Regions from separate parts of the Homo sapiens genome. Here region 2 is linked to region 1. A link is a loop called in an ENCODE intact Hi-C map of the cell type or tissue named here. Cell type or tissue: dorsolateral prefrontal cortex. All regions are shown on one strand.

Region 1 (8,000 bases):
GAGGGACAAAAAGAACAATAGCGTTGACAGGGATACGTGGCAAGACAAGCCTATTTCACCTGGACTTTCCTGCTGAACTCCAGACCTTATGAAAGCTCTGATAACAGCTGGGACATCTGGTCGTGCAATCCGTGGTGAGGAAGGAGAATCCAGGCATTCTTTTAGCCCAGTAGTGAATTCGAGCGATGCCAGAGGGGAGTCATCTTGGCAGTGTGATACTCCCAGGGAGTAGGAGTAGGAGGATGTGGCGTGGCGGGGGCTGTGAGAGTGCCTGTGCAGGCTGCGAGGGGTGCCAGGGTGGCACTGTATACACACTGAAGGACAGGTCCAATAACCAATACGGGGTGTCTGTAGATTCTGAATGCATAGAAAACAACATTATGATTATTACTTTACAGACTGGAGATGGCTTTAATAATATTATATATATTTAACTGTTTCTGGACCTTATGAACATCATGTATGTTAAGGTCGATGAGGGAACCAGGTTTCTCATCAATGAAGAAGGGAGTTACACATGTGGAAGGGAAAAATCCTAGAATAAGCCCTTTGGTGTTGGACTGGAATTGGAAGTGTCAGTGTCAACTCGTATATAAATGTAGCCTAGTTCCGTTCACTGGGAGGGCCTGGGAACAGTGCCACCCGGGAGCAGACAATACATCAGTGCTCAGATCTTGGTTCCTAAAGTCCCCACTTAAAGGAACCCAAACTCCTTGGAGAAATGGTCAATTCCAAGGCTGGATGAGGAGTCAGGGAAAGTACAAGATGAAGCTAGAACGTCTTGTGCCAGGAAGTAAAGAAGGGCTCAAAGAATTATAGGCACATGTCCGGAGAACCCAGAAGCCAGAGTGAAGGAGCTCCTACCGGCCAGAACTGGGATAATTGAGGCATAAAAATGAATAACGATAGGAGCAGAGTATCACCTGATAAGTAAAATAAGTACGCTTGAGTTCCTACCGATATAAACAAACAGATGAATGTATAAGTGGAAAAAGCAGAATTCTAACTAATATGGCGGGGCACAGTGGCTCACAACTGAATCCCAACACTTTGGGAGGCTGAGGTGGGAGGGTTGCTTGAGCCTAGGAGTTTGAGACCAGGCTGGGCAACATAGTGAGACCCTATCTCTACACAAAAATTACTAATTCCAACTAATAAATATTAGGAAAGTGATGGAATTAGAAAATCATTTATTGGCAACCATCATAATCATCCAACGAAGAAACACTGGTGGATATTAAAAACAGTGAGTGAAGTCTGATGAGGAATGGGATATTTGCAAAGGCTCACGTACCTCCCCACAAGATCCTTGTATGTTACAAAGGGGGAAAAAAGTAACTTTACAGCGGAGGCACATGGACAACATCACCTTCATTATTTCGTTTACATGTAAGTCACCAGGACTGGGGTAAATTAAAATTGTGTGCCACTTGGCCAGATACAAGATGAACCCAGCATCACTTCTATGATGATGTTTCTGCCAAAGACATCCCTGACCCTCATAATAAGGCATCACCTGAAAAACCTACACTAAGGAACATCTACGGAATAATTGGCCTATTATTGTCAAAAGTGTCAAGGTCATGAGAGATAGAAACTGTTCTAGATTGAAGGAGACTAAAGAGATGGGACAACTCTGTGTGATGAGCAATCCTGGATTGGGTCCCTTGCCTATAAAAGTTTAGTGAGATTGAAACAACTAGAGAAGTGTGGATGGCATTTGAGAATGAGATGATAGTATGTACCGATGTTAATTTCTTCATTTTGGTGGTTGTATTTAGATCATGAAAGTGGGTGACTTTCACAATCATAGGAGATACACATTAAAGTATTTTAGGGTGATGGGCATCATGTCAGCAACTTATTACTCAAGTGAATTAGGAAAAACAGGTCTTTGCATTATTCTTGCAACATTTCTAAAATTTTAAAATTATTTAGAAATCAAAAGGGAGGCCGGGCACGGTGGCTTACACTTGTAATCCCAGCACTTTGGGAGGCTGAGGCGGGCGGATCATGAGGTCAAGAGATCGAGATGAGCCTGGCCAACATGGTGAAACCCCGTCTCTACTAAAAATACAAAAATTAGCTGGGCGTGGTGGGATGTGCCTGTAGTCCCAGCTACTCAGGAGGCTAAGGCAGGAGAATCTCTTGAACCCGGGAGGCAGAGGTTGCAGTGAGCCGAGATCACACCACTGCACTCCAGCCCGGGCGACAGAGTGAGACTCCATCTCAAAAATAATAATAATAATAATAATAATAATAATAATAAAATAAATAAGAAAAATAAAAAAGAAAAAGGGAAATTATTTTGTAAAAATCTACAAGTTAACATGTAACATCAGAATCTGGGCCCAATAATGAATGGGTCAAGCAAAGGCATATCCCCTGGGGAATGTGATGACCCTGAGTGCTCCAGGCTGGCACTGAAGGGCAGTCCTCCCTTGCTTTATTTCCAAGTGTCAGGCATGTTTTTATAACAGGGTAGAGTTGTCTCTTCTTTTCACATGGATGACCAGATGGTGCTCCCCGAGAGTCGAGAGCTGAGGTTATGTCCATACCTACTGGGGTAGCGGGAACAAGTTGCCTAGAAAAGCCACTGAGAGATCTCTATCTACCTGCAGACTCTGTGTATAGTGAAGACTCGGTATGTCCCCCAAAGTTGAAGAAAAGGCAATGGGTATATTCTGTGGGGTGCAATGTGTCTTACTGGGCAATAGCAACATGGATTATGAACAATAGCTCCCACCTCACCCAGGACACTCGACTCACTGCCATGGGGATTCTACATTTGTTTGGAGAAGTAGAGGTGCAGCTGGAAGAAGAGGAAGTGGGAGCATTATAAAGAGGGTTATAAAAGGTTTTTTGAGCAAGGCAGAGGAAATGAGACTTGATGGAGCAGGCACGGAAAGTCATTGCTGATTCCTGAATAGGGTTCAATATATTGACAATGGCATTGAAAGGGATTAAGAAGCCTGACCCTGAGCAGTCTGCTAGGCTAACCCTTATTTTCCAAGGGAGAGGGGGTGGGCATTGTCAAATTCTCTTGATTAAACAAGTTGATTCAGAATGAATGAATTAACGCATTTTGGTTGTTGTGAGAATTAAATGAATGAACACATGGAAAATCAGCACAGTGCTGAGAACAATACATGTTAGACACAAAAACACATGGGAAGCCCCCAAACTAGAGCTGGGCATATAAGAAGCCACTTCCCAAACGTGCCGAAAAACTCTACCCAACCCAAAACCCAAGCATCTAAAGATACGGCATTGGCCACTTTCTCCACCATCACTAGTGCTGTGGCCTCTTTATTTGCAATGGTGCTTTCTCTCCAAGGAATTCCAAGGTTCTTACAAACTTTAAATTACCCAGGGGAAATGAATCCTCACAAGCAAGAAAGCAAAATAAAGTGCCTCAACCAAAATAAACTCCCTCCACCTCTCTGTCTCCCTCTGCGCCCACCTCCTCACCTAAAATAACCCAGGTCAACTCTGCTCGCCTGCTCTGTCGTCGCCCGTGCCAGCCTTGGCTTCACTCCTGTCATCAGCTGACCCAAGATGATTGCTAATGAACCCTGTGCCCTCTCATCAGCAGGGTTTCTTTGGAGAAGTCCAGAAAGGTGCTTGAAAAAGGCCAGTGCCTCTTTGTTATTTTAATGACCGCTCTGTGACTTCAACCACTTAGAATCCAAATCCATCCTGTTTGCAGGGAACAGGATTCTCCTGTCGCAATGTCTGATCTTGATGAAGGCTTCTCGAAGCTTTGGATCTGCTAAGATCACACACAGTATTGGTGGTTATTGGTTTCTTGGGAGAAGCAGCTCCCCTGATGATAAAACTCCCACAGAGAGACCTGACTTCGCCAAGACCAAGTTCAAGACAGAGGGATGGCCGTGAGACTTGAGCTGGGATTGCAACAGCTGCTCTCGATAGTGTGTTCAAAATTCTATAACTGGAGATGGATGATACAGATATGTCCATTTCCAGGTTGCCAGCGGTTATCTGAGACACCCCAGTACCCTCTGGGTTTGCAACCCTCTGGCCAGTAAGGGGCGCTGTTGATTGAGGGACTGTGGCTGGAAGCTACGAGGGGGAAAAGAAGTGACCAGCAGATGTGGTCTGTGTTCCTGGTTCCTTAGAGACTTCCCTCTTTGGAGGACGATCTGATTAGAGCTGGAAAACTCAAACAAGCGGCTTCAACCCCAGCAGCCTCACTCTGCTATGTACTCTCGGAACAGAAACCGATCCCCACGGCAGTCTTTTCTCCGGACTGTGCAGAGGGCTCCAGGCCACCACAAGAGGCATCACTGTGATTGGTCCAGGCTGCAAACTGCTGCGTGCTTGTCCCATTTTCCTTCACTATTTCGTGTTTATTTATCTCTGACAACGATCGTGGCTGCATCTGATCCTTTCTTGCGGCCACTGTCACTACTCCCCCATACTGAAATCTACCAGGCACTTGGTTTGATAGACTACTAAAATAGTTAACGAAAGTCCTCAAATTTTGTGTGTTGGGGAGGCAGGAGACAGAAAAAATAGAGAAAGAAAATAATCTGAAGATATTGCATTCCATATTTATCCTGCGTGTCATGGGACCTATATTTGTAATTGCGTAATGTATACATATATATATATATATATAAAACATATATCCAAAAAAAAAAAAAAACCAAAAAACAAAAAAAACCTCTCCCAGGCCCCATTTTGCTGGAGTTTTAAAGACAAAGTGCCTCTGTGCTGAGACAGGAGCTGGGAGGCACTGTGCCCAAAGGCAGGAGGTTCATTCCTGTGTCGAGCTCTTCCCCTGCAAGCGAGGCCTGTGTTCGTGGGAGGGCACTTAGAGACACCCTCAAGAAAGGGCTATAGAAGTGCAAATTATTAATAGACATTATTCCAGTGATGCTCACTTAAAACCTCATTGGCAGCAGATGAAACAGTGGAGGCCTCTTGCCATTTGCTCGGATTTCTCCTGCTGTTCTCCCTCGAACGAGGACTGCAGCAAACATGAGATGTTTGAAAACTCAGCATATCTGCATTTTTTCTGGTTTTATGGGTCAAGGGAGGGAACGCTGGTTTTGAGGGAAAGGTGCATTTTCTTGAGTTGGCGGTGAACAAGTTAAATGAATACTGTCCCCCCTTCTTTTTTTGAGGTTATATTTAAAGATAAAAGTGTCCCTATTAACATGCAGATTTGGATATCCATTTGCAAAGAACAGAGTTATTTCAGATGCTGTATGGGAATCCTTTTTGTGCTTGTATCTTTGGGGGCGGAAAGTCCAGCTGCCTCTTCTAAGATTGCCCATAACTCTTCAGATGTCAACAAATCATTGAAAGGTGTCAGAATGGGGGAAATGAAAGATAATTATTCCAGCCGTGGAGAGCTACTTTGAAAGTGAATAGAATCTGTCAGATCGTCTTTTGAAAACGGCAGTTGGCTGCTTGTCTTGGCCATATTAAATGGATATATCTGGAGCCCAGTGAGGTTGTTTGAGATGGCAGTAATCAGCTTAAGTTGGTTTTGGTGGAGAAAAAAAAAAAGCACTAGAAACGGGGCAATTACTGAGTTGGCGTGGAACAGACGCCCTGATATGGTGATGCCGGGGATTTCTATTCAGTTCTTAAAAAAATGGAATCTTACATTCTTTGTGAATGAATAAAGAGCAAAGTCCATAAGGACTTGGTAATTTCCAGATGGGGTGGGTGTGGGGCAGCAGGGGAGCCTTCAAGGGGATCCTGTGGCCTGGATGAGTGCATGGGCCACACTTGGAAGAGAGGATAATTCAGTTTCTTCCCAGGGACTGAACTGGGAACCGGAGGACAGACAGACCTTGGCTGAATGAGATGGATGTGGGGTGTTGATGCCAAAATGAAGCCTCATCTGACTTGGTTCATGTCCCCAAGTGGCACAGCAACAAGGAAGCAATTTTGGACAAATGTCCAGCTTTATATAAAAGTAGAGTTGTTCCTGCTTCCCCTTATCCAAAGCCAGATTCTGGGGAACCTGAACTTCCCAGTTTGTGGAAGAAACATCAGATCCAACGTAGAGAGGGTCAGGAGAGGGATTGCCTGGGCCTTACTTCCCCCAGACCTCAGACCTAGACTTTAGGTGCTCTCCCGGAGTGCAGCTGCGCATAAGGTCTCTAGAAACATAGTCCATTGCTTGCACTGGGCTCACACGCCAGGTCACGCTGACATGCATGATGAAAGAGGGTTTTTTTTGTAAGCCCTGTAGTTGTTCTGTGGATAATATAGCTGGATTTTCATTGTGTTTCTATGTTAGAAGTAAATCTTTAAAATAGATGACAATTTGCCTATTCCTGTTAAAGCATTTCTTCATTTGCTAACATAATGCAAGCCCCCTGTGGTCTGCGCTGCTGGCTCTGGGGGAACAGGGCAAAACAAGCTCTTCCGGTCACAGGAGCTTGGGCCAGATGGCTGGGTGGCTTCGCAGTCCGTGGCACGAGTCTCCATGGCTCCTGACCACAGACACTTGCCTGCCACCAAAACAAGGAAGAGCTTTCCTGCCCCACCTCTCTTTTCATATTTGGGGCCAGTTGGGTGGGGAGAAACCTTACCACATGCGGCCTGTGTACTGCAGTCTGGTGGGGTAGCAAGGTCCTGCTGTGCACAGGTCAGGCCCCAGGTGTCCTCCTGCCCTCCACCCGGCCACTGACATTTTAATATTTAGAAAACCTGCCCCAAACAGGCAGCTCTTCCAGCGGGGGACCCTGCTTGCTACCAGGAAGGAGGGTGCATTTGGGGTACCTGACCCTCTGCTGCGTTTCTGCAGAAACATGCCACCCCCTTCGGAGTTTTGGCCAGGGATTGTCAACCTCTTGCCGTACCAGTGACCGCTATCACAGGAGAAGCACCTTCTCAGAATTCCAGGGGCTTGGCAAGCGATATAGCCTGTTTTCTCTGCTTTGCCAATAGATTCTTCATTGTCCTGTCCTCCTTTGCTAAAGGGAGGTAGGGCAGTACAAAATTTTTCTGATTCAACATGTGTGGATTCCACATTAATTCTTTTTTTTTTTTTTTTTTGAAACAGAGTCTCACTCTGTTGCCTAGGCTGGAGTGCAGTGGCACAATCTCAGCTTACTGCAGCAACCTCTGCCTCCCAGGTTCAAGCAATTCTCCTGCCTCAGCCTCCCAAGTAGCTGGGATTAATTAATAGGCCTGCACCACCACACCTGGCTAATTTTTGTATTTTTAGTAGAGATGGGGTTTCCCCCATGTAGGGCAGGGGGGTCTTGAACTCCTGGCTTCAAGTGATCTGCCCACTTCGGCCTCCCAAAGTGCTGGGATTACAGGCCTGAGCCACCAAGCCCAGCATGATTCCACATTAATTCTTACCCACACATTTTTGAGCCCATGGCCAGCCCTGACACACTGGCTTTATCCCATCGGATGTAAGATGTGATTGGTCGGCTCACTGACCTGTTTATATTTGTTTATATATTTTTTACTCATCGAGGGTCTCCCTGCAGGGGTCGGTCTTCAAAAGAAGATCCAATGAGGACTCAGAGTGTTGGTACCCAGGCTTGGAAAGGTAAGGCCCCTCTGACAGTTTCTCTACCTCAGCTTTTGTTTTCATTGGTCAATGCCGACATCATTTGGGATGAGTCACTCCTTTGATGGCAGCTTCCTCAGGGTACTGGGCTCTGCACCCAGTGCCCAGGGACCCTGGTTCTGGTTGGCTGGCCTCTGTCAGCAGTTTCCTGATTGCCCTTGGGTGAGTTGTTTGCCTTGAATGGCTTCTGGGTGATTTTGTATAAGAAAAAATCTCTTTCCCCTTTAAGGCATATAAGAACTTTGGTCACAGGGCAAAACAAAGGAAAGCTCTATTTGTCAGTGGCTGGGTGGAGGGCAGGAGGACACCCGGGGCCTGACCTGTGCACAGCAGGACCTTGCTATCCCACCAGACCGGAGTACACAGGCTGCATGTGGTAAGAAGTTTTCTCCCCACCCGACTGGCCCCAAATATGAGAAGAGAGGTGGGG
Region 2 (8,000 bases), 130 kb after region 1:
AAGGAAAGCCTCAAGTTAAGATTAGTAGAGCAGGAAGAGCAAGCCAGTCTGAGTCCCAGTGGACATGGCTGGTCAAGCAACCACTCTAGCCCTACACTGCTTACCTCGTGCTTTCTTGCTATGTGAGGACAATAACCCTCTTGGAGGTCTCGACCACACTGGTAAGGTTTTCTGGGTCAAACATAATCCTTACTCTTAAGGCAGCTTAAATAAAGTGACAAAACTATTGATGAGCATTTTTTACTCTCAAATGACCAGAAATCACTTACCTAGGAATTGACGAGAGAATACTTATTTCGTTTTCATTGTCTAGATGGCCACTTTATTAACAACATGGCCTAATCCTTCAATAAGAGAAATCACTGGTTGATTCTATCCCAAATTACTCCATGTAAGGAAAGAGATTAAGGTTGAAGTGACTCCTGTACAGTACTTTGAGAGTATATTGTGCAGGATTCCCTTTGAGACTCTTCAATTCAGTATTTACTTATCTGTCCTTTCAAGATTGATTAGCAATTATTTATGGCAAAGATAAAGCAGCCAAACTGTGAGAGGAGCATTTCTTGGAATAGTGATTTATTATTTATTAACATCAGAAATATTCAGTTACAAAATTTGAGCAAGAGAGAAAAATGTAAGAGGAAAACAGCAAATTATCTGAAATCCTACCATCAGCATAACCAGAGTTAATATTTGCTATAGAACAGTCCAGGTCTTTCTTTGTGCATATGGCCCAATAGATGGATAGAAAAGGGGAGTGTGTGTGTGGTGTGTGGTGTGTGGTGTGCAGTGTGTGTGTGTGTGTGTGTGTGTGTGTGTGTGTCAGAGAGAGAGAGAATTGGCTTGTCCATTTTTATTTTTAAAAACTGTTGGGATTTTGTGGAATCTATAGATCAATTTGGGGAGAACTTACATCTTAATCCTGAGTCTCCTGATCCATAAATATGGTATACTTCTCCATTTATTTAGGGCTTCTTTAGTTTCTCTCAGAAGCGTTTTATAGTTTTCAGCGTATAGACCCTCCACATCTTTCATCAGATTTATACCTAAACATTTTTATGATATCATAGAAGGTATTAATTCCCAACTATTCGTTGTATATAGAAATACAATTGATTTTTAAAATATTGACCTTGTATCCTGCAACCTTGCTAAGTTCACTTGTTAGGTCTAATAGTCTTGTTTAATAGATTCTTTAGGATTTTCTCCATCAATGATCATCTTTAAGGAATAAGCCAGTCACAAAAGGAAGTACTTATTTCTTCCTTTCCTATATGAATGTCTTTTTTTTTCCTTGCCTTTTCCCCATGGGTAGAATCTTTACCACAATATTGATTAGGAGTGGTGAAAACAGATATTCTTGCTTGATTTCCAATCTTAGGGAGAAAGTATTCATTCTTCGTTGTTAAATATGATACAAACTGTTGGTTTTATTAATAAATTTCCTTTATCAGATTGAGGAATGTCCCTTCTATTCCTAGGGTTTGTGAGTTTCTATCAGGAATGCATGTTGCATTCTGTCAAGTGCCTTTTTTACATTTATTAAGATGATCATATGGTTTTTCCTTTCTAATCTGTTAATATGATGAATTATATCTATGTCTTTTCAAAATGTAAACCAACCTTGCATTCCTGGCATAATCCCCACTTGGTTATGATGTATTATCTTTTCTACATATTATTGAATTTAAATTTTTATGTCTATATTCAGGAGGGATATTAGTCTGTAGAGAATATTAACAGTCCTATTTTATTATTAAGAAAATTGGAGCACAAAATGATTAATAAACATTCTACAACATTAACAGCTAACTTTCAGGGCCAGGATTTGAACTAAAGTCTGTCTATTTTGAAAAATTTTACATTTTCCGTTGTAACATACTCTTTCTCAACTAAAATGGTGCAAGGGCTACACTTAGTTTTTAAGCATCCTCATTGATGAAGCAAACCAACCAACCAAATAATGACGTTCTGTAGAGAAAAATAAACTTTTTCTTCTGGTCTCTCTGTAACCAAATATGTGGGAGTATCTCCCCACACATGAAGCAAGCAATCAATTCTGTTGCAGATATCAGCTGAGTGTCATCCTGGAACTCAGTTCAATTCTGATACTATCTGCCTGGAAATAGTATCAGATCCTACAGATTGAGCATTCAGCCCCACATGACTGCTCCCCACTTCCAATGACAATTCCAAGCCTCAAGTTGTTTACTTGTGCCTCTGACAATTGGCTGTAAATTGGGGGTTCCCAAAACCCTTCCTTGAATTTGATTAATTTGCTAGAGTGGCTCACAGAACTCAGGGAAACACTTACTTTACTGGTTTATTCTAAAGGACATTACAAAAGAATTACAAAGGATATAGATGAAGAGAGGCACAGGACAAGGCATGTGTATTAGTCTGTTCTCACATTGCTAATAAAGACATATCCAAGGCTGGGTAATTTATAAAGGAAAGAGATTTAATGGACTCACAGTTCCACATGGCTGGGAAGGCCTCACAATCATGGCAGAAGGCAAGAAGGAGCAAGTCACAGCTTATGTGGATGGCAGCAGTCAATGAAAGAGAACTTGTGCAGGGGAACTCCTTTTTATAAAATCATCAGATCTCATGAGACTTACTCCCTATCACGACAACAACATAGGAAAGATTCACCCCCATGATTCAATTACCTCCCACTGGGTCCCTCCCATGACAGGTGGGAATTGTGGGAGACAATCAACCAGTGATTTCTCTTATTGAAGGATTAGGCCTTGATACGAGATGAGATTTGGGTGGGGACACAGCCAAACCATGACAGTATGGGTGAAGGGACATGGTACTTTCATGCCCTCCCCGGGTGCTCCACCCTCGAGGAACTGCAACCTGTTCAGCTATTGGGAAGCTCTCCAAACTCATTCCTTTGGAGGTTTTTATGGAAGATTCAGTGTGTAGGCATGATTGGATAAATCACTGGTCATTGGCAATCAACTTAACCTTCAACCCCTCTCTCTTCCTCAGGGGTTGGAGCTTGGGCTGAAAGTCCCAACTCTAATCCTGAATTGATCTTTTTAGTGAGCAGCCACCTTCCTGAAGCTACCTATAGGCCCCCAGCTACCAGTCAACTCATTAGCTTCAACAATGAAGGGGGCCAGCCCCTCCACACCTGTGGGTATTTCTCATCAGGTGGGACAAGAGACTGAGAAAAGAAATAAGACACAGAGACAAAGTATAGAGAAAAAACAGTGGGCCCAGGGAACCAGCGCTCAGCATATGGAGGACCCACACCGGCACCGGTCTCTGAGTTCCCTCAGTACTTATTGATTACTGTTTTCACTATCTCGGCAAGAGGAATGCGGCAGGAGAACAGGGTGATAATGGGGAGAAGGTCAGCAGGAAAACTTGTGAGCAAAAGAATCTGTGTCATAAATAAGTTCAAGGGAAGGCACTATGCCTGGATGTGCACGTAGGCCAGATTTATGCTTCTCTCCACCCAAACATCTCAGTGTAGCAAAGCGTAACAGAGCAGCATTGCCGCCAGCATATCTCGCCTTCAGCCACAGGGCAGTTTTCTTCTATCTCAGAATAGAACGAATGTATGATTGGGTTTTACACCGAGACATTCCATTCCCAGCGACATGCAGGAGATGGAGGCCTTCCTCTTAACTCAACTGCAAGAGGCCTTCCTCTTTTACTAATCCTCCTCAGCACAGACCCTTTACGGGTGTCGGGCTGGGAGACGGTCAGGTCTTTCCCTTCCCACGAGGCCGTATCTCAGGCTGTCTCAATGGGGGGAAACCTTGGAGAATACCCAAGCTTTCTTGGGCAGAGGTCCCTGTGGCTTTCCGCAGTGCATTGTGCCCCTGGTTAATCGAGAATGGAGAATGGCGATGACTTTTACCAAGCATACTGCCTGTAAACATATTGTTAACAAGGCACATCCTGCACGGCCCTAGATCCCTTAAACCTTGATTCCATACAGCACATGTTTCTGTGAGCACAGGGTTGGGGCTAAAGTTACAGATTAACAGCAAAACAATTTTCTTGGCACAGATCAAGATGGAATTTCTTATGTCTTCCTTTTCTGCATAGACACAGTAACAGTCTGATTTCTCTTTCTTTTCCCTACAAATAAGACACACCACTTTGAAGAGTCCAAGGATGTTGACGTTAAGTGTTGTATGCCAGGAAACAGGGAGGAAGGCCAAATATATATTTTGTAATATCACGTATGTAAACAAATAATATATAAAATTTACATTTATTTATTCCCATCAATTACCAACATATTTAACACTACATCTAATGTAAGGCTTATTGGCTGAATACTGGATACTGGATACTTTGCAAAGGGAAGCAATCATTAGTCACATTGCTCAGTCCTTTCACACTCTGTGGACCTTCAGCAGCTCAGCAGCTGCCTGAAGTTCTCCATTGCTACAAGGTCAGACATTGTTTATCTCACATTTTAGAGGCCACTTCTGCAGGTAACCCAAGCTTAGGTCTACAAAGTAAAGAATTCTCCCTCTTCTCTCCAAGAAAAAACACACAGTGGTAGTTACAGCCTGGGATTATGTCCTGGGATCAGTCATGACGATTCACTCAATTAAACAGCAAATATTTACAGAAGGCCTATTACGTGCCAGGCACTATTCTGGGTCCTGGGGATACAATGGTAACACAATTGACAAATTCTTGCCTTCATAGATCTTATATTCTAGCAAGTGACAGAGTAACACATCTAGTTCAGTTTAGGGACAAATATACTGGAACACTTGAATGGGAAGAAGGGCTGAAGGGGATGGGTTACAATGTATGTCTGCATCTATTGAAACCCTCTCCAGGTAGCACAGCCCTCTCAGGAAAGAAGCAAAAGGTATTCCTTCCTGGTGGATGCCAAGCTCTAAGACTTCCCTTATTATTTGTTTGTTCATTAAGCTTTGAATTACAGTAATATTCAGACAGTCAAAAGTAGAGAGTATAATACAAAGAACAATCAAGTACTCATCAATCAGCTTTGATATATATCAATACAGGATAATCTTGTTCTTCTATATCTGCCTCTGTTCCCACTGTTCCTGGATAATTTGTAGTGAGCCCAGACATTAAGTACTGTTATTTATAAACGTTTCAGTATGCATCTCTAATAGATAATCATTATTTTTAAAAAATCACAATATTTTTATTATACTTAAAAATATTAATCCCTTAATATTATTAAATATTGTCATGTTTATATTTTCCTGGTTGCTTTATATTTTAAAAAATTGATTGTTTGAACCAGAACTGAAATAAGATTCCTACTTTGCATTTGCTTGAAATGACTTATAAATCTCTTTTCTTTATACATTTCCTCTTCTTTCTTTCTTTTTAACCCCTCCATTTTTGTTGTTGAAAAAACGGAGCCATTTGACTTAGAATTTTCCACAGTCCGGAATTCATTGCGTCCCACAGTGTCATTTAACATGCTCTTCTGTCCTTTGTATTTCTATGATTTCTTACATCAGTGTCTTTCTCCAGACCTTTCTTTTTATATTTCTAGTTATTTTCTAAACTGTGCCATCCCTCTTTTCAAGCATTTTTTTTCTCCAGTCACCTTATTTCTGAGCTTTTTTTCTAATTCTGAGGTATGTTATTCTTTCATAGCTTCTATCATTTTCTTAATTTTCTTTAACTTGTTTCATAATATTTGAAATGTTTTGTGGGCATTCCTTTTGGACACGCTTTCATCGTTTTGTAGGAATTTTTTCTGCTCTTTCTTTTCATTTTTTCCTTCTTAACTTTTTATAAGTTTTTACCACAATGCTTTTCTGTTGTTTATTTTCTAAATGAAATGAATTTTCCTATACTTTTAGGAGTGAAGGGTATGCTGGGGCAACCTTTCCAGTTCAAAGGCTCTAGAGCTCCCTCTCCTGTTCCTTTCGCAAGGAAATAAAACAAAAATCTCCAAAGGTTTTGAGAGCTGCCTCTTCTGCTCTGCCCACCCCCATCCCATTTATCTGGATCTTTTTTCCTTGCCTGTATTGATCTGCCCAGATACTCATCAGTGCAAGGCTTTGTATTGGAAGAGACTCTGTTCACTTTGAGGGCATATGGAGCTCAAATCACCCCGACACCATCAGACCTTATTGTATCACAGTCCTCTTGCACTTAGCCATGCATTGGGTTTTCAGATAGCTCTCCTGGTTTTGGTTGCTGTACTCAGATGGTCTTGCTGTGCCCTCTGGTGAATACCTGCAGGTGATTGTGTGATTCTCAAGCTCTCAGTATCTTCAGAACCACAGTTTTTATCACGTGTCTTCTTCCGGCACTAATGCTGCCACCACACAGTTCTTGAACTGTAAATGCTTTGCCCAGACCTGTTAGTATTTGGTGTCTGGGAGGATTACCTCACTACCAGCTCTGTTGTGGATACTGTCCATGGCTCTTTTCGCTTTGCTATTCTAGTTGCTCTTTCTATTTTACAGGGAGATTTGGGAAGATTCTAAGACTACCTAGCCATTTCTTTTCCCCTTTTTAATTCTTCTTGGTACTCAGTGCTACAGTTTGAGTGTTTGCCTCCCTCCTTAAATTCATGTTGAAACCTAATCCCCACTGCCATAGTATTAGGCGATGGGGCCTTTAAGAGGTGGTTTATGTCATGAGGGCTCCACCTTCATGGATGGGATTAGTGTTCTTATAAAAGGGTTTGAGGGAGTCTGTTAGTTCCTTTTTGCCCTTCTACTGTCTGAGGACACAGGAAAAGGTGCCCTCTGTGGAGCAGAGATGGAGGCTTCACCAGACACAAAATCTGCTGGCACCTTGATCTTAAACTTTCCAGCCTCCAGAACTGTGAGACATAAATTTCTATTATTTATAAATTACCTAGTCTAAGATATTTTGTTAGAGCAGCCCGAATGGACTAAGACACCCAGTGATCAGTGCAGATTGGTTAGAAGTTTAACTCAATGAAATATTCCAACTTGGGAACAGGTTTTTCTCACAGGACCTGGGAGCCATGACCCTTCCTTCATTTGGTGCCCTTGAGAAGGTAGCTAAGGCAAGAAAAAGTAGACAGAAGGACTGCCAAGGGTCAGCTGTTGGGTGGGGCATGGCTCTTAGAACCTGCCTCAAGGCCAAGTTGTTGAGTCCTGCCTCTGACACCTCCCTTCTCCTTTGCTGGTCAGGCTCTCAAAAGGAGACAAATAATCACACAGGAAGAGAAAAGAAAACAGCGCTAAAAACAAAAGTTCCCTCTCTCACCTTATACAAAAATCAACTCAAGATGGATCTAAGACCTGAAACTAAAAATTCTGGAAGATAACATTGGAAAAACTCTTCTAGACATTGGCTTAGGCAAGGATTTCATGACCAAGAACCCCAAAGAAAATGCAATAAAACAAAAATAAATAGCTGGGATTTAATTAAACTACAGAGCTTTTGCACAGCAAAACAGTCAGCAGAGTAAACAGACAACCCACAGAGTGGGAGAAAATCTTCATAATCTATACGTCTGACAAAGGACTAATATCCAGAATCTACAACCAACTCAAACATGTTAGCAAGAAACAAACAAACAAATAATCCCATCAAAAAGTGGGCTAAAGACATGAATAGACAATTCTTAGAAGATATACAAATGGCCAACAAACATATGAAAAAATGCTCAACATCAGTAAGGATCAGGGAAATGCAAATCAAAACCACAAGGCAACACTACCTTACTCCTGCAAGAATGGCCATAATCAAAAAAACAAAAAATAATAGATGTTGGCGTGGATGCGGTGAAAAGGGAACACTTCTACACTGCTGGTGGGAATGTAAACTAGTACAACCACTATGGAAAACAGTGTGGAGTTTTCTTAAAGAACTAAAAGTAGATCTACCATTTGACCCAGTAAGCCCACTACTGGATATCTACCCAGAGAAAAAGAAGTCATTATACAAAAAAAGATACTTGCACACGCATGTTTATGGCTGCACAATTCACAATTGCAAAATCATGGAACCAACCCAAATGCCCACCAATCAATGACTGGATA

Evidence for each region. A loop is a pair of places that touch in the nucleus more often than their neighbours do. Peaks named below come from ENCODE experiments on the same cell type or tissue, not always from the same donor. Only the 100,000 strongest peaks of a DNase experiment are listed, where the experiment ranks them.
Region 2: it touches region 1 in a loop (8-fold over the local background); 45 of 110 quality-filtered maps call a loop at or near these places.

Annotation. Positions count from the first base shown.
Region 1 is chr21:33,123,558-33,131,557 of GRCh38, reverse strand. It overlaps LOC101928107 (a long non-coding RNA gene), which reads left to right and starts at 7,858. Exons shown (of 3, transcript NR_109961.1): 1 at 7,858-7,946. In dorsolateral prefrontal cortex, a CTCF peak has its summit at 4,047 (motif pointing right); DNase peaks (open chromatin) are centred at 4,057 and 4,787; H3K4me3 peaks cover 1,088 bases; H3K27ac peaks cover 4,490 bases; H3K27me3 peaks cover 534 bases.
Region 2 is chr21:32,992,409-33,000,408 of GRCh38, reverse strand. No RefSeq gene overlaps it. Among named protein-coding and RNA genes, the nearest start is that of OLIG2, 30 kb to the left of the region's middle. In dorsolateral prefrontal cortex, a CTCF peak has its summit at 5,860 (motif pointing left); no DNase peak of the experiment used is centred here.